3 separate regions of the Mus musculus genome follow, and regions 2 and 3 are each linked to region 1. The links are chromatin loops, found by intact Hi-C in ENCODE. Cell type or tissue: left cerebral cortex. All regions are shown on one strand.

Evidence for each region. A loop is a pair of places that touch in the nucleus more often than their neighbours do. Peaks named below come from ENCODE experiments on the same cell type or tissue, not always from the same donor. Only the 100,000 strongest peaks of a DNase experiment are listed, where the experiment ranks them.
Region 2: a loop joins it to region 1, with 4 times the contacts of the local background. A loop is called at or near these places in 2 of 42 quality-filtered maps.
Region 3: it touches region 1 in a loop (3-fold over the local background); 8 of 42 quality-filtered maps call a loop at or near these places.

What each region holds. Positions count from the first base shown.
Region 1 is chr12:82,465,334-82,473,333 of GRCm38, forward strand. No RefSeq gene overlaps it. Among named protein-coding and RNA genes, the nearest start is that of Gm30966, 7.4 kb to the right of the region's middle. In left cerebral cortex, CTCF peaks have their summits at 2,472 and 4,865; DNase peaks (open chromatin) are centred at 2,514, 4,867 and 5,462; H3K4me3 peaks cover 1,106 bases; H3K27ac peaks cover 638 bases.
Region 2 is chr12:82,334,589-82,342,588 of GRCm38, forward strand. It overlaps Sipa1l1 (signal-induced proliferation-associated 1 like 1), which reads left to right. Exons shown (of 21, transcript NM_172579.3): 2 at 6,074-7,911. The coding sequence starts at 6,414. Among named protein-coding and RNA genes, the nearest start is that of Sipa1l1, 27 kb to the left of the region's middle. In left cerebral cortex, a CTCF peak has its summit at 1,665; DNase peaks (open chromatin) are centred at 127, 813, 4,997, 6,110 and 2 more places; H3K4me3 peaks cover 2,120 bases; H3K27ac peaks cover 2,855 bases.
Region 3 is chr12:81,971,042-81,979,041 of GRCm38, forward strand. Pcnx (pecanex homolog) reads left to right here. Exons shown (of 36, transcript NM_018814.3): 20 at 205-355; 21 at 2,173-2,314; 22 at 3,349-3,526; 23 at 4,203-4,311; 24 at 4,756-4,885. Among named protein-coding and RNA genes, the nearest start is that of Gm30799, 95 kb to the right of the region's middle. In left cerebral cortex, CTCF peaks have their summits at 3,965 (motif pointing right) and 6,520; DNase peaks (open chromatin) are centred at 405, 926 and 3,956; H3K27ac peaks cover 1,083 bases.

The DNA.
Region 1 (8,000 bases):
CCTTCTCCTAGAGACCTCCGCTAATTGATCTTTCTTCTTTTCCCTTTTTCCTCTTTTTCTTCTAATCTCTCTCCAGGTATTCTTACCTAACCTTAACTTTTCCTCGGGTTCAAGACCCTTGGAAAGGCCTGTATACTTATTTTGTGTACCATATTTCCTTTTTGTTCCTACTCTCTCTCCCCGCTTTACTTCTGATAGCTTGTCCTGAATTTCCTCTAGAATTTTCAGCCCTATCTTAACCACTATATAACATGTGAAAAGGAACAAAAGGGCTTCTAACACTAGAAAAAATTCAAGGCCAAACATATTCCACTTTACTTCTGATAGACTGTCTTGAATTTCGTTAGAAAGTTCAAGATCAGACTTACCTCGTTCCCCAGCTGAAAAGTTCTGAATTCATACAGTTGAATCCTTCTTAACAGTCTGCTTTACGGGAACCTTTATCACCGTCGTTCCCCAGCTGATGAGTTCTGAATTCGGCAGTTGAATCCTTCTCAACAGTCTGCTTTACGGGAACCTTTATCACCGTCGTTCCCCAGCTGATGAGTTCTGAATTCGGCAGTTGAATCCTTCTCAACAGTCTGTGTTACGGGAACCTTTATAAACGTGATCCGCAGTTCTGGTTCCGGAATGAGGGATCCTCCTTGCGCCAGTCCCGAGTTTTTTTCTCGTCCCGGAATTCGGCACCAATTGTTATTAGACGCGTTCTCACGACCGGCCAGGAAGAACACCACAGACCAGAATCTTCTGCGGCAAAGCTTTATTCTTACATCTTCAGGAACAGAGTGCAAGAAGCAAGAGAGCAAGAAGCAAGAGAGCGAAAAAGCAAGAGAGAGAAGCAAGAGAGAGAAGCAAGAGAGCGAAGCAAGAGAGAGAGAAGCAAGAGAGAGAGAAAAACGAAAACCCCGTCCCTCTTAAGGAGCATTCTCCTTCGCCTCGGACGTGTCACTCCTTGATTGGCTGCAGCCCATCGGCCGAGTTGACGTCACGGGGAAGGCAGAGCACAAGTAGTCATAAGATACCCTTGGCACATGCGCAGATTATTTGTTTACCACTTAGAACACAGCTGTCAGCGCCATCTTGTAACGGCGAATGTGGGCGCGGCTCCCAACAATATACATACATATATACACACACATATATACATATATACACATATATAGATATATATTAAATATTTATTTTTATGTATATGAGTACACTGTAGCTGTCTTAGGAAGGCATCAGATCCCATTACAGATGGTTGTGAGCCACCATGTGGTTGCTGGGAATTGAACTTAGGACTTCTGGAAGAGCAATCAGTGCTCTTAACCACTGAGTCATCTTTCCAGCCCATTGGTCTCTTCTTAATCATTGCTAATTCCTTAGCTCCAGCTACCCAGCACCAATTGTCCCAGTAATGCAAATATTTTGCTTTAGTAGTTCTAGTATCTTGTTAATCACAGCTGAATCTTCAGCCCACGCTAAGAATCCTCACAGAATCTTAAAGTAGCAAACAATCCTGATAGTCTTTAATCTTCCCTCTGAAAATTCACAAGCCAGGTCTCTATCATTTGCACTGTTCTCAACATTATCTTCCAAGATCCTACAGATCATCCCCCAGAGCTCTTACACCCAATGGCTCTTCTCACCCAAAGTTTCAAAGTCCTTCCACAGTCTTTCTCAAACTGTGGTCAGGGCTGTCACAGCAATACCTCACGACACTGGTACCAATTGATCTTAATTAGGGATTTTATTACGGCGATAAAAACACCTTGACCCAAAAGCAAGTTGGGAAGGAACGGCTTACACTTCCGGATCATAGTCCATCACTGGAAGAAGTTAGGACAGGAACTCAGGCAGGGCTGGAACCTGGAGGCAGGAGCTGATGGAGGGATGCTCTGGCTTGTTTCAAGTTAACACACACACACACACACACACACACACACAAACATCCAGGACATGTGGGAAGAGAGAGACTCAACTGAGAAGTTGCCTCTATCAGACTGGCCTGTAATCATGTCTATGGGCCTTTTTCTTGATTAATGATTGATGTGGGAAGGACCCAGACCACAGTGGGCAGTGCAACCCCTGGACCGGTAGGCCTGGATTATATAAGAAAGCAAACTGAGTAAGCCATGGGAAGCAAGCCAGAAAGCAACTTCAGCTTCTGCTCCAGCCTTGACTTCTGTCTTGCATCCCACAACGATGGACAGTGCTGAGGAAGTGTAAGTCAAATAAAACCTTTCCTCTCCAAGTTGCTTTTGGTCCGCGTTTTTACCATAGCAACCGAGGGAATAAACTAGGACACCTTATGACCTCCTTGAGGCCACCTAAGGACTTAGCAGAAGGGCAAATGCCTGGAGGGCAGTGAGGAGGGAGGTGGCCCTGGGAAGTCACACTCCTGATTTTCTCTGCAGCACCCATGAGAACCACACTTCTGTTGCCAGGGAAGGGATGAGCCAGGATTCAAGTTCGCAGAGCTGTGACTCCCTCTGCCTGCTGTCTGGTGGTACTAAGAGGCAGCCTGGCTATGTGTGAAGTCCCGTGTGTGTGTGTGTGTGTGTGTGTGTGTGTGTGTGTGTGTGCTGCTCAGTGTGGGAGATCTGTTCTAACTACCTCCACCTCTCTCAAGCACCCTGTATCAGCTGCACCCAAAGCCTTAGCTTGCCAGAGGACTAGCCTACTCCTAAGGAACAGCTAGGAGCAGACTTGAGTAATCTCAACTAGGCCAAAAGACAGTGAATGAGATCCATGGTGACCTTGGTGATGAGTGCCTCCTGGTGTCACTGTGTCCCCTCTGAGAAGCATGTTGTCCAAAGAGAGAAGGAACAGCCACTTCCAGTGTGAATGCCTGTCAACTTCTAACTGTGCCTAGCCACTCTGTCTCCACAGTTTGTGTGCTGTTGAAGGCTGAGCATCACTTAAAGGTTCAGGGCTGACCATTGTGTCACGTTAGGGACAATCTCACCCTGACCTACTTTGGCACTTTAGCCCTGCTTTTGGATTATCCTGTAGAACAGCGGTGGAAAGGACCCTCATCCCACCAGGCACAGCTCTCTGATGGTCAAAGGCAGGGAGAGCTCGACCCTAAACTCTCTGCAGAGGAGACAGCAAATGCCTAAAATACAATCAGCCAGTGCAGGCAAGTACAGGAAGTCACCTTTTCAGCCTTACTGACAGCCAAGAGTCACAGTCGCAATCTGCCTCAAATGTTCTTTTTTGCAGTGTTACGAAGTTCTACACCAACTCAGGCTCCACCTCTCTCCAGCTTCCATCCAGAGGCACACTCTTGAAGGCCTTGCAATCCTGGCACTCTGCCAAGAACACACCACATCCCTGCTTTCCGGCCAGGGAAGACAGGACCCAGAAACCAAGGAGTCAGCCCCTCACTCTCACAAGTTTGTACTCATTTCAGTTGGATTCTAAATCTCTGCACTCACCAGACCTCTAGCCTTCTGTGCCGGACCTTGTCCCCAGGACCCCGAGGAAAACCCTTCTCTTTCTCTTTAGAGATGGCTTCTTCCTCCTTGATGCTTCCTCCAGCACTAAGCGCGTTCCAGCTTCTCACTGGATGGCACCTGCTTGGCCTCTCGTCTCAGTAGCTTCTCAGTTACAACCTTTACCTGGATTCTGTTCCAAGAGCCGAAATGAACACAATGTTGCTGCTTGGTTATGGGTTTGATAAGATTCTTATCACTTAAGGCTAGAATGTTGTTTTTGATCACCTGACATAGCTCAAGGCTGCGTCGGCCTGAGTTCACAGGCATCCAATACTAGGACATTTTTCTTAGGGTTGGAATGAGACTTGTCATTGTCTCAGGTCAATTTTCATCTTTTCACCGGTTGTTTTCATCTGTTGAAGAGTTTTAATGCCGGGTTAGCCTTCACAATAGCCACTATCCCTCCAGGAGTGTCATATGTCTCAGTGAGGCCCCCATTGTGCTGATAAGCTGCGGACAAGACCTGTGGCCACCCAATAGACTATCCCCGTTGTTTTCAAATTGGATGCCGCAGCTCTGGGAGTGTCAGCTGGTTCTGAGGCTTTAGTCCAGACTATACATTTCTTCAAGGTTGTGCCTGCCCCCTCACACCATTTATTTTCCCCATTCCTTTAGTCCAGGCTTTGTTGGGAGGGACAAGGCAGAGACAGACCTGGAATCCCTTGATGAACATTATCCAGGGTGGGTCTCTCCACCTCAGCAAGCTGCTGAGATCTCTAGCATCCCGTTAAACCTGGGGCAGAGACTCTGTGATGCTCTGAGAGTGAATGTGCAGTATTCGTGGGACCCATAGCAGTTCCTCTGTGTGGGCTGAACCAGCAAAGGACGGTAACTCACGGGCTTCACTGAGGCATGAGTTGGGGTCACCCTCTTTCCTTTGGTGGGTGGGTGGAGAAGAAAGAGTCAATTAGATTTACTTAAATGACTCCCCTCTACACCAGCCAAAACCAAAATCAAGGTCTCTTTAGATAGCTCACTAAAGAGGTGAGTAGCCTCATTACCAAAACCTGCTGCTCAGAGACTTCCGCTCCCAGCGGAATTCCCCCCCCCCCACCCCATGCTCTTCTGACAGTTTTACAGTTCAAAGTTCAGAAGGAGGAGGGAGAGAAGTTTCATAGGAGGAAAGATCTCTACAAAATTAGAAACGAAGTTCATGTCCCCAGCTTCCAGGCTGCTTGTCAGGAACACAAAAGGTGGCATGTGATAGCGATGTAGGTTGTGAGTTTAGGAGAAAATCACAGAGGGGCCAAGGAGAGAAGATGCCATGGGTATGTGTGTAGCCATTCACTTTAGTACTGAACTTTCCGGAGCCAGAACGTCCCCCAGCACCAACTTGCACCCGTGCAGGCTTAACAGCATGCTGTGAGCGTCCTCTGCTGTCTGTGTTTGGGCCGGCATCCAAGCCAGTTGGGCTGTTTCCTTAATGGCTACAAGCAGGCGTCTCTCCCGCTTTCAGTTTCAAGAAGTACCATAGCCCCATCAGAGTCTGCGCTAAGGAGTGGGACTGGCCAAACTGACCCCTTCAGTACTGCATCTTTTTTAAAAAAAAATATTTTTTTTGGTGGTGGAAACTCTAGAGGGCGGAGAAAAAAGAGGTCTTGCTGTGTGAACCGGGGAGGAGGGAAGGGAGTCGTGGCGGGGAGGGAGTGGGGGTGGGGGTGGGGGTGATAGGTTATTTCTGCTCCAGGGCAAGAAGGAAAGAATCTCTGTGGAGATTCCTCCCCCCACCCCCACCCCCCGGAAGGCACTTCCAGCTTTTGTAAACCTCAACATCACTGCGGAGGGAAGCCGTTGGAAAGCTGCCCCTGGGAATTATGGGGCAGGGAAGTCAGAAAGCATAGAGTGATCTTAGATAGACTGCTAGGCTTTGAGGTGCAGAAACACATACTACCCCTTCCTTTAAAGGCGGTCCAGCGGCATCAAACGCTGATGTCGATGAAGCCGCTGATGCGGTTCTCCATGATTGGAGGAAAGCAGGGGTGACGTCAGCGCATGCTTGTAATTCCCGCACTCAGGCTGCAACAGGAGGGATCTGGTTAAGGCTGTGTTCAGCCTGGGCTACAGAGGAGGAGATCTTGTTTAAAACGCAAGACAAATCAAACAAGAAAAACCAACGAGGGGGAGAGAAAAGGGTCAGGCATCAGGATTCATTACATGTATGTAGTAGATCTAAAGTGGAAATTTCTGGTTTCTTTGAAGACTTGGGTTATAATGTTTTGCTGGGACAATCAGGGGAAAGGATGTCTTGCTAAAGCAGACACGTGAGAGAATGTTTTGATGAAGGAGACACAGGTGAGAGGATGTTTTGCTATAGCAAACAGGTGAAAGGATGCCCAATGTTTAGAAAGAATATAAATATGGCCCCACAGAGAGTGGGAGCGCCAGCTGCTTTGCCTCCACTGCCTTGCAAGCCTTCGCTGATGACACGCATAGATTGGTTCACCTTCCATTGCATTGCTGAAGTTCGCTTGTAGTGACCTCATAGAGAGAAACCCACCAAAATAACTTCTTGTGAGAGTCCTGCGACTTCTGGTCACTGGACTTGGCCGATTGGCAAACCTCACCTTATCCCCTGGAGTGAACTGCCTTTGCTGTTCCCGGTGTGTTGCCTGCCAACTGGACTGGACTGCAGTTGCTGATTTATGTTTGGTGTTTGCTAGTTGACAGAAAACAATGAAGATGGGAATCGCCCCCAAAGAACTATTTCTAAAGAGGTCCACTTCACCCCTATCCTAATAACCTTTCTTTTCCACTACCTCTGCTAGAGGGGAAGTCGAACTCTTATTAAAGTAGGTTGTGAAAAATATATGCCTACATAGATCCTTGCTATAATGAATAAAATGGGCATAAGAAATGTCTCGTTGTTTCCCTCCCTTCATGCTCCAGACCCAGCCTAGTGTGGCTAAGCTGAAAGGAGAGTCCAATTTCGGTAGCTACCCAAATGGTCTCCTGCCCTCCTGCTCCGACATAGGAGCTGGGGGGTCTGAAAGGAGATGCCCAGCCTGAAGTCCCCTGCTCACTTATTAGATGTTCAAGGGTCACCTCCCCAGCCCCCCAAGTGCTGTGACCATTGTAGGAACCTGAAAAGGTCTGTCTCCCTTCTGAGCTTGGGCCATTCTCATACCTTCTTATTTCTCCATGCCTGGCCTAGCACAGGCTCATGGAGGCCACTCAGCCTGGGCAGGAGGGACACCACTCTTTACAGCGCCTACCCAAGGATCACCCATGGGCATAAGGTGTGAAAGGAGACACCAGGTGTCTCTGAAACCCAGGGCACATTCCCAGTGTCCACATAGCATCTCTTGTTACTCTGAACTGATAACCTGTCCACTGCCGCCCGCCAGGCTTTGCAGTAATGCTGCTGTTTTCTGTTTTTACAAAGAAAGAGGCCATGACAGTGGCTTCATAGATTAAGAGCTGTGAGCTGCCTACATTGGAGACAGACATCACTAATGTAAGAAGGGTTTGAGTGTTCGGTGTGAGTGCCCATGGCTGAGATGAGACAAATTAACTTATCAAGTACCACTCAGCATCCAAGCACTGGCTCTGTGCAGAATGGAGTTACTTCCCAGTCATGCTAAATGACACTGGCTAGCGTGCTTCCTCCCCAATTCATGGTTCTGATTCTGTGATGTGCACAGCAGTTATAGACAGCAGCTGAGGGACGTTTCTGAAATTCTGAGTAATTCAGATTCTTCTGTGTATATATGTAAAAGTCTAGATCCTCAACCTTCCTAACACCGCACCCCTTTAATACAGCACAGTTCCTCAGGATATGGTGACCCAGATCGTGAAATTACTTTTGTTGCTACTCTATAACTGTAATTTTCCTACGGTTATGAATGGTAATATAAATAGCTGACATGTGGATGGTCTTAGATGGCCCCTCTAAAAGGGTCCTTCGGCTTAGAGGGGTCGCGGCTCACAGGTTAAGAACGACTGCTCTGTAGTGCTTAAAGTGAGACATTGTTTCTTCTGAATGGTAACCATGCAGGCAACGGTAAGTGATTTGATCAATCTTTATACAAATGCAAGGTTGACTCTAGATGTCAGAACTTTCAAGAAAGACATCAGACTCTTAGAAGTGCTTTCGAAGCTATAGTATGTTAGCTAACACAGCTGTGTACACTCACAACAGCTTTGTGTGTGGACACAAGACATTTTAACCACTCACCACCCTCTCTTCCCCATTTATCACCTGCGGGCCCACTTCCTCTTTCCAACTATAGAAGTAGTCTTAACTTACAGCTTGCCATTCAATATGAAGTTTGTCCTTTAAACCATAGTAGAAATGCTAGTGACTATTTCAAGAGGAAAAGCTTTCCTGACAACACTGCCCATTTGAATATCCCTTTTTTATATTATGATTTACATTTTTGGTAATGTGTTTTGTTTATAGATCCTTGAAAACATGAGAATAAGTCAAGAGGATGATTCAACATAGAAAAAACATGGCAGCAGGGATGTAAAGAGAGGAGACCGAGCAGAGCAGAGAAATAGGGAGTACTCAGAGAAACA
Region 2 (8,000 bases), 130 kb before region 1:
CCTTGTGTTGCTGGGTGTGATATTTCCCTTCTGAACTATTTCTCTGTTCGTGGAGTCTGAGATCCTCAACTCACTGGCTGCTTATGAGGACTGAGACATATGACAGAGTCCCTCCATATAGAGCCTTTAGTCACAGCTTGTGTGTGGGCATCCAGATGCAGTGATGAATAGATCGGACTGTCTGCAGTCTGTTTGAGGAAGTGCTACTAACAGGGAGGGAGGGATTCCATGTGTCTATCCGGAGGCTTTTCTTTTAGAGTCTTCCTTAGGTGATGTTCTAGAATCCTGAGTGCACTGTAGGAGCTGCTGCTGTTAATTCTTGAGGCCCGCTGATTTGGATTTGAGTTGTGCTTAGAACAGACTGTTCTTGCTGCCCCTTGACTCTTCAAGCTAACTGTGGTGTACTTTTTCAAGTGCACTTTGTTAAATTGTCTTCAGAACATATAATGTTCAAAAAAAAAAACCCCACCATGCTCTTAACAAAGCCATTTTGAGGCTCCTTTCTTGAGCTGTCTGGTTTCTACACATCACTTTTCTCTTCCCTCAACTAGATAGCTGCAGGGATTTGAGGCTGGAATGTGCCTTTCTGTGCAGGAGGGTGGGTCCTAGCTAACAAGCTGGCAGCCTGCAGAAGCTTTCCTGCTGAGGCTGATTCCTCTGAGAATCCTTATTAGCATTCATTAATCAGTGGGTGCTGGGAGGGAAAGCATTTCCCAGGTCACACCAGCTCCTGTGACTATGCTGCTAGTCTCCTTGGCTCCTGCCTGCACTGCCAGTGCCTGGTGCTCTTCAGTGCTGCTCTCCAGAAAGCTGCTCTTCGAGGCCACAGTGACATCATTTAGCTGAAAGCTCTAGAGAAGGAGAGTGGTGACAAGGACAGATTCAACCCAAGGAAGGGACCACCTGTGTTTGTTTGCCAGCTTTGTCTGATTTCTGGGGTCACTAAAGTCTTGGGAAGGGTTGAAGTGGAGACACTGGTTGTGAAGGGACTCAATGTCAAAATGAAATCTAAAGAAAACATTTGTCAGTGAGGAAGAGATTAGCTAAGCTAGTCATCTCCATGTAGCCGTTATTCAGATACTGTAAACATCTCTTTTCTAAAGTGGCCGGGCTCTCTTAACCCTCTTCCAGTTCATTGTAATTGGAAGGTTTAGCACAAGGACATCTCATGGAAGCACTTGCTCTGTTCAGGTTTGACTGTGCACTGATTTGAATGATGGAGGATTAACACGGGGCCGTGTTTTATCAGTATTATTATTTGAAGGTCTGTTCAATGCCCTACATTCCCAGATCACGTTCTGTGTTTTTAGCAACAAATTTATGTTTTTCTAATAAGTTTTGTTCTGATTGTAGATGATAACACTTGCTCATTTTAGAAGATAAAAAACTAAAGCCTCGAGTTAGAATCTATCCAAAGATAAACATAAATCCTCTGGTAAACTTGCTCTGTGTGTGTGTGTGTGTGTGTGTGTGTGTGTGTGTGTGTGTGTGCACGCTCTCAAGCGAGAGGCAGGCAGGCAGGCAGACAGACAGACAGACACTGGGCTACTTTATGTTGATGAGTCTGTGATCAAATTAAGAAGCTTCTTAGAACCAAATGTGGTGATGTAATACCTGTAACCACCACACATGGGAGGCAGAGGAAGGAGAATCATGAGTTCAAGTCCAGCCTCAGCCAAGAGTAATTTTTAAAACAAGCTGGGCTATATGAGATCCTGTTGCAAAAAAAGAAAAGAAAAACAAAAAAAGAAAAAAGGAAGGAAGAAAAATCTGTTGGTTTGGATAGAGTCGATAGTGACTTTTAATCTATAAATCTCTAAGTTTCAACAAGGTTTATGGATGATGATGTCCTGAGAGAGATCATAGTATCCCTGCCTTACTTGCTTCCAGAACTCTTCTGTGGATAAATAACTAGATCTGAGCACAGTTGAAGAAACCATGACAAGAATTTCCTGCTGAGCACCTACCCTGGGATAGCGGGCTGCCCCACACCGCGTTTCTCACTCTTCCTAGATTGTCCTGGGAGATCACTGGGTCATCTTCAACCATCCCTATTTGGCTGTAGCACTGGAGAGCTGTAAAGTACAGCCTGGGATGCTGCAGCCTCTGGTACCCACCCCACCCATTGTACATTCTCCTGGGGGACCCCTAGGCTTACCTTCATGCCCTGCCTGGGCACACAGAAAGTTGTAGTGCTGCTCTGTTTATGTAGTTCCTTGAGATCTATACTGTCCTTCACTGTTCATTTATTTCTCTGCTTGGTAGTAATTAATTTTAGAAATTACAAAGAAGGATGATAGCAAGTGTCATGGCCAGAAATTTAGAGCTCATAGCTGAGAGGTAGGTAGTTAATTCTAGGTCAGCCGAATAGCCTGTCTAGTATAGTATTGCTAGAGTACCTGTCTCTGTGCATACTGCCTACCCACAGAGCTGAGCCGTCGCAGGGCCTGCTTCCCACCGTAATGTCTGTATTCTGCTGCGCCCATGCCTTCGGCCTCACCCTGAAACACTCGCTGTTCATCACGCCTTGCAAGGAGCAGTGTGAAAATAAATCAGGTTCACTAGGTTTGTTTTTGTTGTTGTTTTTTTGTTTGTTTGCTTGTTTTGTTGTTGTTTTGTTTTGTTTTGTTTTGAGACAGGGTTTCTCAGTGTAGCCCTGGCTGTCCTGGAACTCATTCTGTAGACCAGGCTGGCCTTGAACTAAGAGAACCAACTGCCGGTGCCTCTCAAGTGTTGGGATTAAAGTTGTGCGCCACCACTGTTCACTAGCTTTAAATGGAACTGAATAGACAACTGGGGAGGTGTCTCAAGAGGTAAGGTGCGTGCTGTATACATGTGAGGACTCCGAGTTCAGATCCCCAGCACCCATTCAAGCGCTCGGCAAGCATGGCATGTAAGTTAGCAAAGTCAGTCATACAGGCAGGCTCCTCTGGAAGAGGTGGTTGTCAGCAGAGGGAGGTAATTGTGTAGAGCTTAGGTGATGAGGACTTTCCCCTGGGAGAGCTGAGCTCTGGGCTGAGTGATGGGATTAGGAGTCTGACTAAGTGGATCCTGTGGAAGTACACGGTATGGTGAGCTGTGAGAGTAAACAGGAGCAGGAAAGGGTTTTCTGATGCCCGCTCTTTCCACATGCGCAGCTGCAGTGCTCTGCTGCCATATCCCATGTACCTCCGTTGGGCTGACCATATCCGACCATGTCTGGGCAGGTCTGGTTAGGTTTGCTTCTGTTGTTAATGATTGTCAGCATGTTTGCTAATTCGGCCCACTCGTGAGGAACAGGTGCAGTGTTATTGATCTGCGTGGAGAGACAGCCTGAGTTTTAGCTGGTAGCTTAATAAGCATCTTTATTTCTATATTGCTCATAAGTGGCCAAAACCTATATTGTATCTCAAAGGGAGTTGATGTTGTAAAGAAAGAAAGAAAGAAGGTGGGAGGGAGCAAGGAAGAGTGAGGAAGGGTGGGGTTGGACCATTACAACTGAAGAGAATATTGTCAGTAACTCCGTTCACATCTTTAGCTTTGGGCTGTCAAACCGTGTTCTTTCTTCCCGTGTGCTCATCTGTATTTTGAAATAAAAAGAATCATCATAATAAGACTAAATTGCTAAGAAATTTTTCATTTTGAGTATATTAAACCATAGCAAGGGGAGCTGGAGAGGTAGCTAAGTGGTTAGAACACTCACTCTTACAGAGGACCTGGGATTGGTTCTCAGCACCCATGTGGAAGCTCTCAGCTCTCTGTGACTCCACTTACAAGGAATCTGATGCATCCTGGGACTCATGCAGTGTGTGTGTGCGTATGTGTGTGTGTGTGTGTATATATATATATATATATATATATATGTATATGTATATATATGCATACACAAAGGAAAAATATTCATTTACACAAGTAATCTTTAAAAAGTAAGAAAGCAAAATGATATAGAAAAAAAAAACTATTGATGATGGACATAGGACATTTGCAGGTTGGTTCTGTGTACTGTGTCTCAGGTCTAGCTTTTAGTTTACTCCTATAGTGAATATAACCTCACCTGTCTTTAAAAAGGTTTGCAAGCAGAGTTTGGTGGTGATTGCCTGTAATCTAAGCACCTGGGGAAAGCTGAGGCGAAGGGCCTGGAGTTGAAGGGTAGCCAAGACTACAGAGTAAGACCCTGCCTCAAAAGCAAAGGGTTGGGGAGGGGTCGGCTGCAGTAAATCATTTTCTAAGAGGAATTAAGATGTGCTAAGAATGAACTTTGGTCACATACGACTGGTGATTTCGAGGATGGACATTGTAGAAATGGGATGAAGGTGGTTTATTTGGGTTTCTGTAGGTCTGTGAGACTATTGAAAACATCTTTGACTTTTAAGAATTACTTTTTTTCTAGTATATGAATTCTTTATGCTAGTATATGATTCCCTTGAAAGCTACTTTATTGAGTTCTCCTCTTTGTTGTTATTTAAGCAGGGCAGGTGCTCACATCAGTCCAGTGGATTAGTTGCCCTTCCATTTTATAAGCGCTACCTCTTTAACCACAGTGTGGCCGCACATGCTGGCCCGGCTGCTGCTGTGAGCAACAGTTAGCTCTGTGTTGTGTTTAAAGGCTTGTAGTTGGAAGAGCAGCGTGTGAAGTTCTGGAATATAAAGGAAATCATAACGCTCTGACTGTAGAAGTATCTAGAAAGCTCAAAAGCCAGATCTAATTAGATAGCAGTGCAAACCCATTGTCCTTTTCACAGAACACGGGGCAGAGGAGTGTGAGGGAAAACGATGGGCGTTTATCTGCCCAGCTGACCAGACTACCCTGCAAGAGCCTTGCATCCTGCAGGCAGGGAACATTTTTGAAACACCCCTAAATGTTCCAGCTTTAAATAGCAGCGAGTTTCCTAAACTGATTCTGCGTGCTGCTGGAGAAATGAAAGCCGGCTGCCTTGGAGGCAGGAAGCGACTAGCGAGATGCTTAATTATCGTGGAAGTAAGTGCTTGTTACCATTGAGTGCAGCATGCAGTGTGCGGTCCTCCTCGGTGTCAGAGAGTGATTTGTAGACAATGCCGCCCTGTCAGCTCCGTGCTGCTTCAGCAGCATCTTTCCAAACATGTATCTGGCAAGAATTTAAAGGCCACCTCTTGTGTAATTTGTGGAATGCTGGAAAAGGATCCTCTGCCTCTCTCCTCAGGATGTGCGCACCCATGCAGGATTCTGTGCTCAGGCTCTGTGCCTGCTGCCTCCTGCCTGACGAGCTCGGGAGGAAGTTCGTCTTCCTGTCCATCACCTGGGAAGGATGGTAACCGTTCTCTGTAATCTGGTGGAGGATATGGAGCCAGCTGCCCTGAGCAGTATTTTGTTTCTGTTGTCGTCGTCGTTGTGGTCGTCTTCATAAATTAGCACTGATGGGGTGGAGGAGGCTGCTCTGCTTAAGGAACTGCAGGCATTTTGTGAATTAGTGAAAGACTTCCAGCTCTGAGAGTAGATGAAAGTCAGGTGAGCTTGGGAAAAGGTGGCCGTGAGTGCCGGGCTTCCTCTGCAGTGTTCTCTGTGTGGGTAAGTAAGACCTCAGGTACTCTGGCTCCGGGAAAGAGTGCTCGATTTCTGTGTGCTCTGTATATTTGCTCTTGCCGACTATGACAAGCTTTTGTAGGGAAATAAGTATCAATTTGAAAAATGAAACGTTTTAAAAAGTGAGTGTTGTAGCATAATCAATAAAGTCTTGTTCAGTTTTTAGTGTTCTCAGAATGCCCCCCTGCATTGCTCTAATTATCTGATTAGGTTGGTCAAACTTGTGGTCAGCACAGTGGCATGATGTCTCCATTCCTAGAGGTCCTGGGTGCCGAAGTCTGTACTTCCCTCCCAGCTTAGGAAACAATTCAGCTAAACAGAAGTAGTCATAGCGCCTCTTTCAATGTTAACTGATGGGTTCTATTAACTTTTTTATTTTTCCTTTATATCTGCTTTATTAAAAATGTAGATTTTAGATCCGTGTGCCACAATTCAGTATTGAGTCTCTTTTTCATGTGCCTGATTTTGACTGGTGCATATTTATTTTAGGTATGCTTGTCAAATGCTAATTTCATGTTGTCCTCCTCTCTTTAGGGGAAGCGTGGGATTCTGGTGACCACAGAGCCCCAGTGATGCAAGCTCTACTCAGTCTTAGGGACTGAAGGAAGCCTGCTGTTAGAGTGAGGCACAGGGACTGAAGGAAGCCTGCTGTTAGAGTGAGGCACAGGGACTGTTGTGGATTACAATGTTTGGAAGATCTGGGTTCTCTGTCGTCTGCAAACAAGGCATCATTTAACCTTTTAAATGAAAAGGCTTAAGATCTCAACACCACTGCTGTATTTTCTGGAAGCCATTCTCTAAAGCAGAAGTGCATATTTAAAACGCAAACATGGTGATCCTTTCTGCAGGGATTTAAGTGATCGCTTTTTACATCATGACCAGTTTGAAGCGGTCGCAGACCGAAAGACCTGTCACCGCTGACAGAGCCTCTGTTGTCAGCACAGATGGCGCCCCCAAAGTCCACACCGATGACTTCTACATGCGTCGCTTCCGCTCTCAGAATGGCAGCCTAGGATCATCAGTCATGGCTGCAGTGGGGCCCCCTCGAAGTGAAGGCCCTCACCATATCACCTCAACCCCCGGGGTCCCCAAGATGGGGGTTAGGGCAAGAATAGCAGATTGGCCTCCGAGAAAGGAAAATGTAAAAGAATCCAGCCGTTCAAGCCAGGAAATAGAAACCTCAAGTTGCCTTGAGAGCCTGTCCTCCAAAGGCAGTCCTGTGAGTCAGGGGAGTTCTGTTAGCCTCAATTCCAATGACTCAGCCATGCTGAAGAGCATACAGAACACCCTGAAGAACAAGACAGGGCCAGCGGAGAGCATGGACTCCAGATTCCTCATGCCTGAAGCCTACCCCAGTTCCCCCAGGAAAGCCCTTCGCAGAATTCGGCAGCGCAGCAACAGTGATATCACCATAAGTGAGCTTGATGTGGATAGCTTCGATGAATGTATCTCCCCAACCTACAAGTCGGGGCCATCATTGCACAGGGAATATGGCAGCACATCTTCAATCGACAAGCAGGGAACATCCGGAGACAGCTTCTTCGATTTGTTAAAGGGCTATAAAGATGACAGATCTGACCGAGGTCCAACTCCAACCAAACTCAGTGACTTCCTCATCACTGGTGGGGGCAAGGGTTCTGGTTTCTCCTTGGATGTGATCGATGGCCCCATCTCACAGAGAGAGAACCTCAGGCTTTTCAAGGAAAGGGAAAAACCACTCAAGCGACGCTCTAAGTCTGAGACTGGAGACTCGTCCATTTTTCGTAAATTGCGCAATGCCAAAGGTGAAGAACTCGGGAAATCATCAGACCTTGAAGACAACAGATCAGAAGATTCTGTGAGGCCCTGGACATGTCCAAAGTGCTTTGCCCACTATGATGTCCAGAGCATATTGTTTGACTTGAATGAAGCCATTATGAACAGACATAATGTGATTAAGAGGAGAAACACCACAACAGGAGCTTCGGCGGCTGCGGTGGCATCCTTGGTCTCCGGACCTCTGTCTCACTCAGCCAGCTTCAGCTCTCCCATGGGCAGCACAGAGGACCTCAACTCCAAAGGAAGCCTTGGCATGGACCAGGGAGATGACAAGAGCAATGAACTCGTCATGAGCTGTCCGTATTTTCGGAATGAGATTGGGGGAGAAGGTGAGAGGAAGATCAGCCTGTCCAAGTCGAATTCTGGCTCATTTAGTGGGTGTGAGAGCACATCCTTTGAGTCTGCCCTCAGCTCTCACTGCACCAACGCGGGCGTGGCAGTTCTCGAAGTGCCCAAGGAAAGCTTGATGCTGCATCTGGACAGGGTGAAAAGGTACACCGTGGAACACGTGGATCTTGGCGCATACTATTACAGGAAGTTCTTCTACCAGAAGGGTGAGTAGGTGCTTAGTTTTAATTTTTTTTTTTTTATTTTGCTCTACTCATGGGAAAAAAACAACAGTGTGTAGTATACTGAGTGTTTT
Region 3 (8,000 bases), 490 kb before region 1:
AGTGGTGGCTTATTTAGGCAGGAAAAAAAAACAAAAACAAAACCCTACAAATACAGAAACAAATTTTGTTTTGTTTGATTCTAAGATTAACTTTACTGTTCCTCATTATTGGATGAAAACTGAAACCAAAAAAAGTGGAAGCTGGTCATGAAGCCAGCGAGGGCTCCTCACCTCCTCTCGCCCTGAACTCTGTCTGTCTTTCAGCCTGCTCTCAAGTACGTGCTGTACGCGCTGGTTGGTGTTGTGGGGCTTGTAACCCATTATGTGCTGCCTCAGGTGAGGAAGCAGCTCCCCTGGCACTGCTTCTCCCGGCCTCTGCTGAGGACAGCCGAGCACAGTCAGTATGAAGTCCGAAGTGAGTATGTCTCTGCCGCCCTCGGGCTCTGCCCACTCTGGTATGCCCGTGGTGAGTTAAGCAGACAGCATTGAGTCACGCTTTAGCTCTGGCTTCTTGCAGTGGGTTTGAAGCTTCCGGTGAAGTGTCGCCTGCAGGGCACTGTCTTCTGCTAAAAGAGCAGCAGCTGTGCTCCCAGGCCGTCTTCCGAGAGTAGACCTACACTTCCTGCTCTACCTCTCACACCTGTCCCTAGTGTGTCTGGCGTGTGACTTCTCTAACGTCCCCGATCCATCTTCTCCCTAATCAGTATACAAGCAGCTCAGTCCCCATCCAGTCCTCCATTTGAAAGGTTTTAATTTAAGCATAAGGAAGGAAGGAAGGCCTTTGTCCCTTATGCCACAAGAAACACTGTCTTACTTAAGAACAGTAGTGACAGTCCTTTCTGTAATTTCTGCTCAGATCTGGGTAAGCAGTGAAGTGACTGGAGAAGAGAGGAAGGCCTGTCCATTCAGCCAGCTTCTCCCTCCACTGTAAACTCTGACTCACTCTTCCTTGTCCGTTGGTCCTGTGACGGGCTGTGCTACACACAAGTGACTGAATGTAGCAAGCTTTCCTCCTTGGACTTGAGTGAAGTACTGTGAAGAGGGTGACTCAGCCAGTCATTTGAGTATGAGTTGATATTTTTGAAGAACATTGAAGCCTTTGAAGCTGTAGCAGAGTTGACTTTCTGTTCTCACAATGGGCCTCTTAATGAACCTGACTGAAGCCGTGTGGTCCTGGTGCTGCCCACAGCCTGGACGCTGGAGAGGCCACCGAATACTAATGAGCAGAGAGTGGGACGATGCTCTGGAGACCTTTTAGTAAGGGAAACTAAAGGAGACTGTGAGGCTGGTGCTGCCAGCCTCTGCACCGGAAACGTAGCCCACAGAGACAGGCTCTGGTTTGCTTTTCTATGATGAAGCATTTCCCACTTTTATATATAAATATACCAAATAGTTCATTTTTAAAATCAATAGTTTTATTGGTTGCTTTAATCAGTCTAAAATGTTTACAGATTTTGAATTGCCATAACATTTTTGACTTCTTGAAAATACTGAACTATAGAACTAAACTGGTTTTGTTTTGTTTTGGGGGGTGTTTTGGTTTTTTCTTTGTACTGATATTAGAAATGTAAAGACTGCCTAGCAGCCTGGCGTAGTGCTTTTAGAGAGCCAAAGAGCTTACCACCTTAACCACCATATGCCACTAGTGAAGAAACGCCTTATAAGCTGGGTGACTGTAAACTATGAGTGTGTGCATCTAGAGCATAGACTTTCCTATTGAGAAGTCAGGTGCTTTAGTAGCGCTTACTTATCTAGGATTGAGTACAGCCCGAGAACCTTTAGCAACTTTTCCTATATACAAATGTAGAAAATGAGAAAAATTATAGTGAAAAATAAGATCTCAAGAAATGAAATGCTGGAGATGCGGGTGCATGGTGAACAGTTGGCTCCTATGTGCTAAGGCCCCGGGGTGACACGTAGCTTTACACAACAGCTTATAAAAGTAAAGTTAGCCAAGTATGAGTTATGTCTAGGTCAGAAACTGTGTATTTGCGTATGCGTGTGCATATGCGTGTGTGTGCACCTGAATGTGTGTGTGTGTGTACACGTGTGTATGCCTGCATGCATGCGGTCGATCACATAAAAGTAGACATTGAAGTACGGGCTTCGTATGGTTTTGTACTCATAGCATTGAGCTAAACTTGAGTCCTAAGGCCATCCTTTCTGCTTACCGTATGCCCGACTGCCTTGAGCACTGTATGCATTGTGATCTCTGGACTTGTTGCCTCTCAGATGCAGCCACTATGATGTGGTTCGAAAAACTTCATGTGTGGCTTCTTTTTGTGGAGAAGAATATCATCTATCCACTGATTGTCCTCAACGAGCTTAGCAGCAGTGCAGAGACAATTGCCAGCCCAAAGAAACTAGATACAGAGTGAGTATATAGTCACCCGATCCATGTCCTTAGATTAGAACAATAATAAACAACACCTTACACACGTGGTGAAGCATCTTGAATCATTGGTCAGATGCCACTAAACATGTTTCTGTCACACGGCATCAGAAGAGGGACCGCTCAGGTGAAGATGTCTTGGTCTTCCCCTTTTTTGGGGGGCATCACTGTACTTTTATTGTTCTTGACTTTTTAATGCCAACCAGTATTTTATGCGAGGGTGCCTGCTAGATAGCTCAGCAGGTAAAGGTCCCTGCTGCTAAGCCTCATGACCTGAGCCCAATCCCTGGACCCACGGAATGGAAGAAGAGAACCGACTCCAGCAAGTTGTCTTCTGACCACCACACACGTTATGGCAAGTGTGCTCGTGCACACACATATGTATGCATTTATGCAAAATAGATGAGAAACCATAATTTTAATATTACAAGTAAAGTTAGCTTTGAATATTAAATGGCAGGTTTGGGAGGTGGCTGCTGTGTACTGTGCACATCAGACCATGTAGGGGGTCATTTGCCTACACAGTTATCCTCAGTCAGACTCGGTAGTTTTAGTTCCATGTTAGGGAGTGTTGGTACATGTTTCTCATGTATTAAATGCTGCTAGTATTAAATTGAAAAGCTAGAGAACCAGGTTTTAGAACTATAACTTTTATTTTTTTTTAAACATGCTTATTTATGTAGAAGATAAAATTCATAGTGTGTACTAATAAAGAATGTTGTATTCATGCCTTTCAGGGTTTCATAAACTTATCATAGAGATCACTGTTATTGTGTATCTATTTCCTGAGACAAAGGAGTTGCCACTGTGATCTCCTGAGTACTGGGATTACAGTTGTGTACACACACACACACACACACACACACACACACACACACACACCCCACTTCTGTACATCAGTTCCAGACGTCTGTCTGGTCTCTATCAAAAGCCTATGGAGCATGTGCTGGCCTCTGGCTGGTGGATGCTGGGTGTTTGCAGCACAGGCTGATGGGCTGTGCCTGTCTCTGCTACAGGTTGGGTGCTTTGATGATTACCATCGCTGGCCTGAAGCTGCTACGCTCTTCCTTCAGCAGCCCCACGTACCAGTACATCACCGTCATCTTCACTGTGCTCTTTTTCAAGTTTGACTATGAAGCCTTCTCAGAGACGATGCTGCTGGACCTCTTCTTCATGTCCATCCTGTTCAGCAAGGTAATCTATCACGGCACATCTGCCTCTGCAGAAAGAAACTCGCCACTTGCTGACGTGGTTGGCAAGGTTTCTGCTGGTGTTACATTTGACTGTTGGCTTCTAAGTAATAGTCTTCCTCTCTCAGCAGTTATTTTGGAGCATATTAAACCCATAAGAGCCACAATCAAAAAAGACTTACATGTGGGTGGACTGTGTCCACTGGCAGCAATGAGGTTCAGACAGATGTCGAGTACAAAGAGAAATTGCTGTTCAGTATTAGATTTCTCTCCTGGTTCCTTGTGACATTACATTTGGAACATATTTACTCCAAAGGGTTGAAGTTCAAGGGAAATGTATCCTGGGATAAAATACATGCATGTATTAGAGACAGGTAGAGTTTCTGTTGCCTCTACTCCTCGGTTTGCTGGCAGTAGCAGTAATGCTGTGATTGGCCAGAAGAGGGCACAGAACTCTTAAGAACACCAATCCATAAGTCCATGTCTACATTGAAAACAATCTTCGTATCAAATTGATGCCAGTGTTTTGGCAGTTGATAAATCTTGTCTTGCTATGTGATGGGAAAATGACTTCAGTGCCATTTTCCTGTTAGGAAGAAGACACATCTTACAGGCTGCTTGTCTTCTGTTTGAAGTACCTGCTTAGAGTTTTCCTGACAGCGTTTTCTTTCTCCTCACAGCTTTGGGAACTCCTCTACAAGCTGCAGTTCGTGTACACCTATGTCGCTCCCTGGCAGATCACGTGGGGCTCTGCGTTCCATGCTTTCGCTCAGCCCTTTGCAGTGCCCCGTATCCTTCACTACAGTTTATGAGAATGGCTAGTCATATCCTTGATGAGAACGTCAGGCTACAGCAGACACGCCAGGGACTGTGACAAGCCGGCAAAGCCTCTCAGGCTTGGAGGACCGTTGCCCTATTCTGATTTAGTTTGTGCAACCCACAGATGAACCAAATACAAGCAGAGATTAAGGATTTGTAATAAGTAATGCTGTTTTTAAAGTTTTACTAATGTATTTCAGTATTTGTGTGTTGCACATGTACAGGTCAGAAGACAACAGGGAAAAGCCAATTCTCTCCTAGCGTCTTTACCTGCAGAGCCTTTTCATTTGGCCCCAAGTTCTGGGTTTGGCGTCTGTAAAGGGAGCCCTGAGTGTATCAGCCCAAGGCTGATACGTGCCTTTCCCCCTTCCTTTTCCTGTCTGTGGTGTTTGTTCCTTAACTGTTTCCGCATAGACTCGGCCATGCTCTTTGTCCAGGCGATAGTGTCGGCCTTCTTCTCCACGCCACTAAACCCCTTCCTGGGCAGCGCCATATTCATCACTTCCTATGTTAGGCCTGTCAAGTTCTGGGAGAGAGACTACAAGTGAGTAACGGAGTGCACAGAAGCCAGTCTGTCTCTTTTACAGAAAAGAACAATCGATGGCATCATCATAAAAAAAATGTATCATAATTTGTTTGATAAAATACTTGTTTTGCTAAAAATTTACATCTATTTTTAAAAATTGAAGATTATATAGAGTTGAGGAAATTGACCTTTATTTTCTCAACTATTTGTGTAATTCTTAAAAGTATAGTCCTAATTATCCTCCTCTGCATTTTTTATAATGACACGTCTTGGAGTTAGGCCCTGTGAGTAACACCGTGACTTTATGTAATACAGTGTGGCACCATTATAGAGGCTGTGGTGTGCTGCAGCCTATTTTCCTTAGAAAGTCATAGAATTGTGTTAGAGTCCCTTCAGGAAGGAAAGTTTCTGGTAACTTCATTCAAGCACGCGCCTCCTTTGTACCTGAGATTCATTCACTGGCTGTTGAAGCCAATGCTTAGGACAGTCTTAAGTGAGAGGACACAGATGTCGCAGTGTGTATTAACATGTTAATCTACCCAGGCCTTTCCCTACACTGCTAAACCAGTGGCACTTTTATTCAGGAAAATAATGCTCTCAACTTTGAAACAGTGAGCTAGCTTCTCTGCTTGACATCTCTACTTGGCCTTCATCTAAAACTATGTAGTATTTCCAATGTTGGTGAACTTATATCACTTTTTGTATTGTATTCTTAGCCTGAAGTTATATTCTATGATAGCAGTTCCTAACAGTTTGTATCAGTAATATTTTTGTTTGCTTTTGAGACAGAGTCCACTCTGTAGCTCTGTCCTGGAACTCACTATGTAGACTAGGCTGGCCTCAAAATCAGATGGTTGTGAGCCACCACGAAGTTACTGGGAACTGAACACAGGACATCTGGAAGAACAGCCAGTGTTCTTAACCACTGAGCCATCTCGCCACCCTTGTATCAACATTTTTGGTACCCTTAAAAATACTCAAGATACCATAGTATTTAAATAGAGATGTAATTTAATAACATTTTCTAAGAAATATCCACTATGACCATCCTTCCAGGACTAAGACTACAGCATGAAGATTACAAGATTTAAGTCAGCTTGGGCTACATGGCAAGGCACTGTCTTTCTTTCTTTTTTTTTTTTTAATGGGGTAGGGAAAGGAGGGGGGCCATACCCCATATTAGCATAAATATAGCATTTTAAACTAATAAGAATATTTCCCACCTACCAAAATTTTAATAGGAAAATTATAGATTGCATTGTTGCAGTTTTGCAGAACTTTAATGTCTTGCTTGCTAAGAGCCAGGTCAGGTTCCCACTTCCTGCTTCTTCATCCACTCTTGTAGTACATTCTGTATCTGTTGGTGCAGTAGGACACTTTATATCCATTCATGCAGTACAATATGACAGTTTGTATCCACTCTTCCAGTGTGACATGTTGCTTGAAATGATGGAAGAAAAATTAACTGCACAGATACACAGTTGAAAAGGAAGGGTTTGTTTTTTGTTTTTTGGTTTTTTACATATGTGTGAGTGTTCTATCTGCATATATGCATGTGTACTGCATAGTGACCTGTATTGGAGGAATTCAGACGAGGACGTTGGATCCCCTGGGACTGGAGTTAAGGTTAGAGAGCCCCCATGTGGGCACTGGGAGCCTAGCCCAGGTTCACAGGAGCAGCCAGTGCTCATGGCCATGACTGTCTCTCCAGCCCCAGGAAAAGCATTTAATAGGCTTTAAAAAGACTGTTGGGGATGCTTTTCCTCAATCCTTCACCAAAAATCAACATACGATGGTTTCGTTTTGTTTTGTTGGTTATTTGAAACAGGGTTTCTCTGTGTAGTCCTGACTGTCTTGGCACTCACTCTGTAGACCAGGCTAGCCTGGAATTCAGAGATCTGCCTGCCTCTGCCTTCTGGGTGCTAGGATTAAAGGTGTGCGCCACCACGCCTGGCAAATATAATGGTTTCTTAAAAGCTAATTGTAGTGTGGAGTCTAAGCTTCACCTGTGAACCTTTAGAAGTGTGTTACATCTATATTATCCATCTTCTTTGAATGAGAGTGTTTGCTTGAGATAGCCAAGTACTGATGCAGTAGCTGTACAGCATTTTTAAAAGGTGGTCGCAGCATCACCAATCCCAAATGAAAAGTCATTAAAGTGTGTTGCTCTAAGAAGCTGTCACACTCATGGGTGTGGGCACAGGTTTTCCTAACCTCTTAAATTTTTGTTTAAAGTTTTGAATTATGTTGTTGACAGCTATTGCCGTATTTCCCTTGAAGTGATGAGGTCTTTTCTTTGTGTTGATAAATGTCTGTTAGGCAACAGATCTGAATAATCTCATACCTTCTTACCTTCTTCACAATTTGAAGTGACAGTGGTTCTCAGAGAGGGAGCCAGCAGTTGAGCTTGCAGTTGAAATCACGGCACAGCCAGCCATTTTCTCTTTGTCCAGGTGGTAGTGTCAAGGGCAGCGCAGCACTTGAGAGAGGGTGCCATGTTCTCTGTGCTGTCTCATTTTGTACATAGGCTGCTAATGTGGCCTGCCCCACGGAGTTGAGAATTCAAACTTGTAGCTGGGGCAGTCAGATAAATTAGCTGAATGATTGCACATATGTGGCAGTGAAGGAAGACGTGGCACTGTTTGGGGCCACTGCCTTGGTTCCTGCTCAGCACCAGACTTTGAGGGCCATGGTTTTATACTGCTAGTGTAGGCCTCAGCATGGTAAGAAACAGCAAGCAGCCAGCAGCCATGTGGGATGCCTCTGACCTAGGAAACTGTGAGTCTGTTCTTCCATGGACCTCGGTGCCTCTGGATATTTCTAGATGCGTTTTCCCTGAGAAGGGATTCTGTGGTCATATACTTGGAGAGCTGTGTTCTTTGCATCTGGTCAGTTTTTGTTTGTGGTGCATTCATACATGTCTTCTTACACTGTAACGAAACACAAATGAGGAGAAACTTAGGTTTATGTGTTGTGAAAATATGAAGGAATTAAATAAACGTGTACTGAAGTCTGTGCTGCCACGCTGACGATTGTCAGCCACATTCTATTCCCAGAGGTTTTCCTACAGAGGTGAGATTATCTGTGCCTTTTAGTTTCCCCCTTGCTCTTATTTTTTTAAGTATAAAATAGT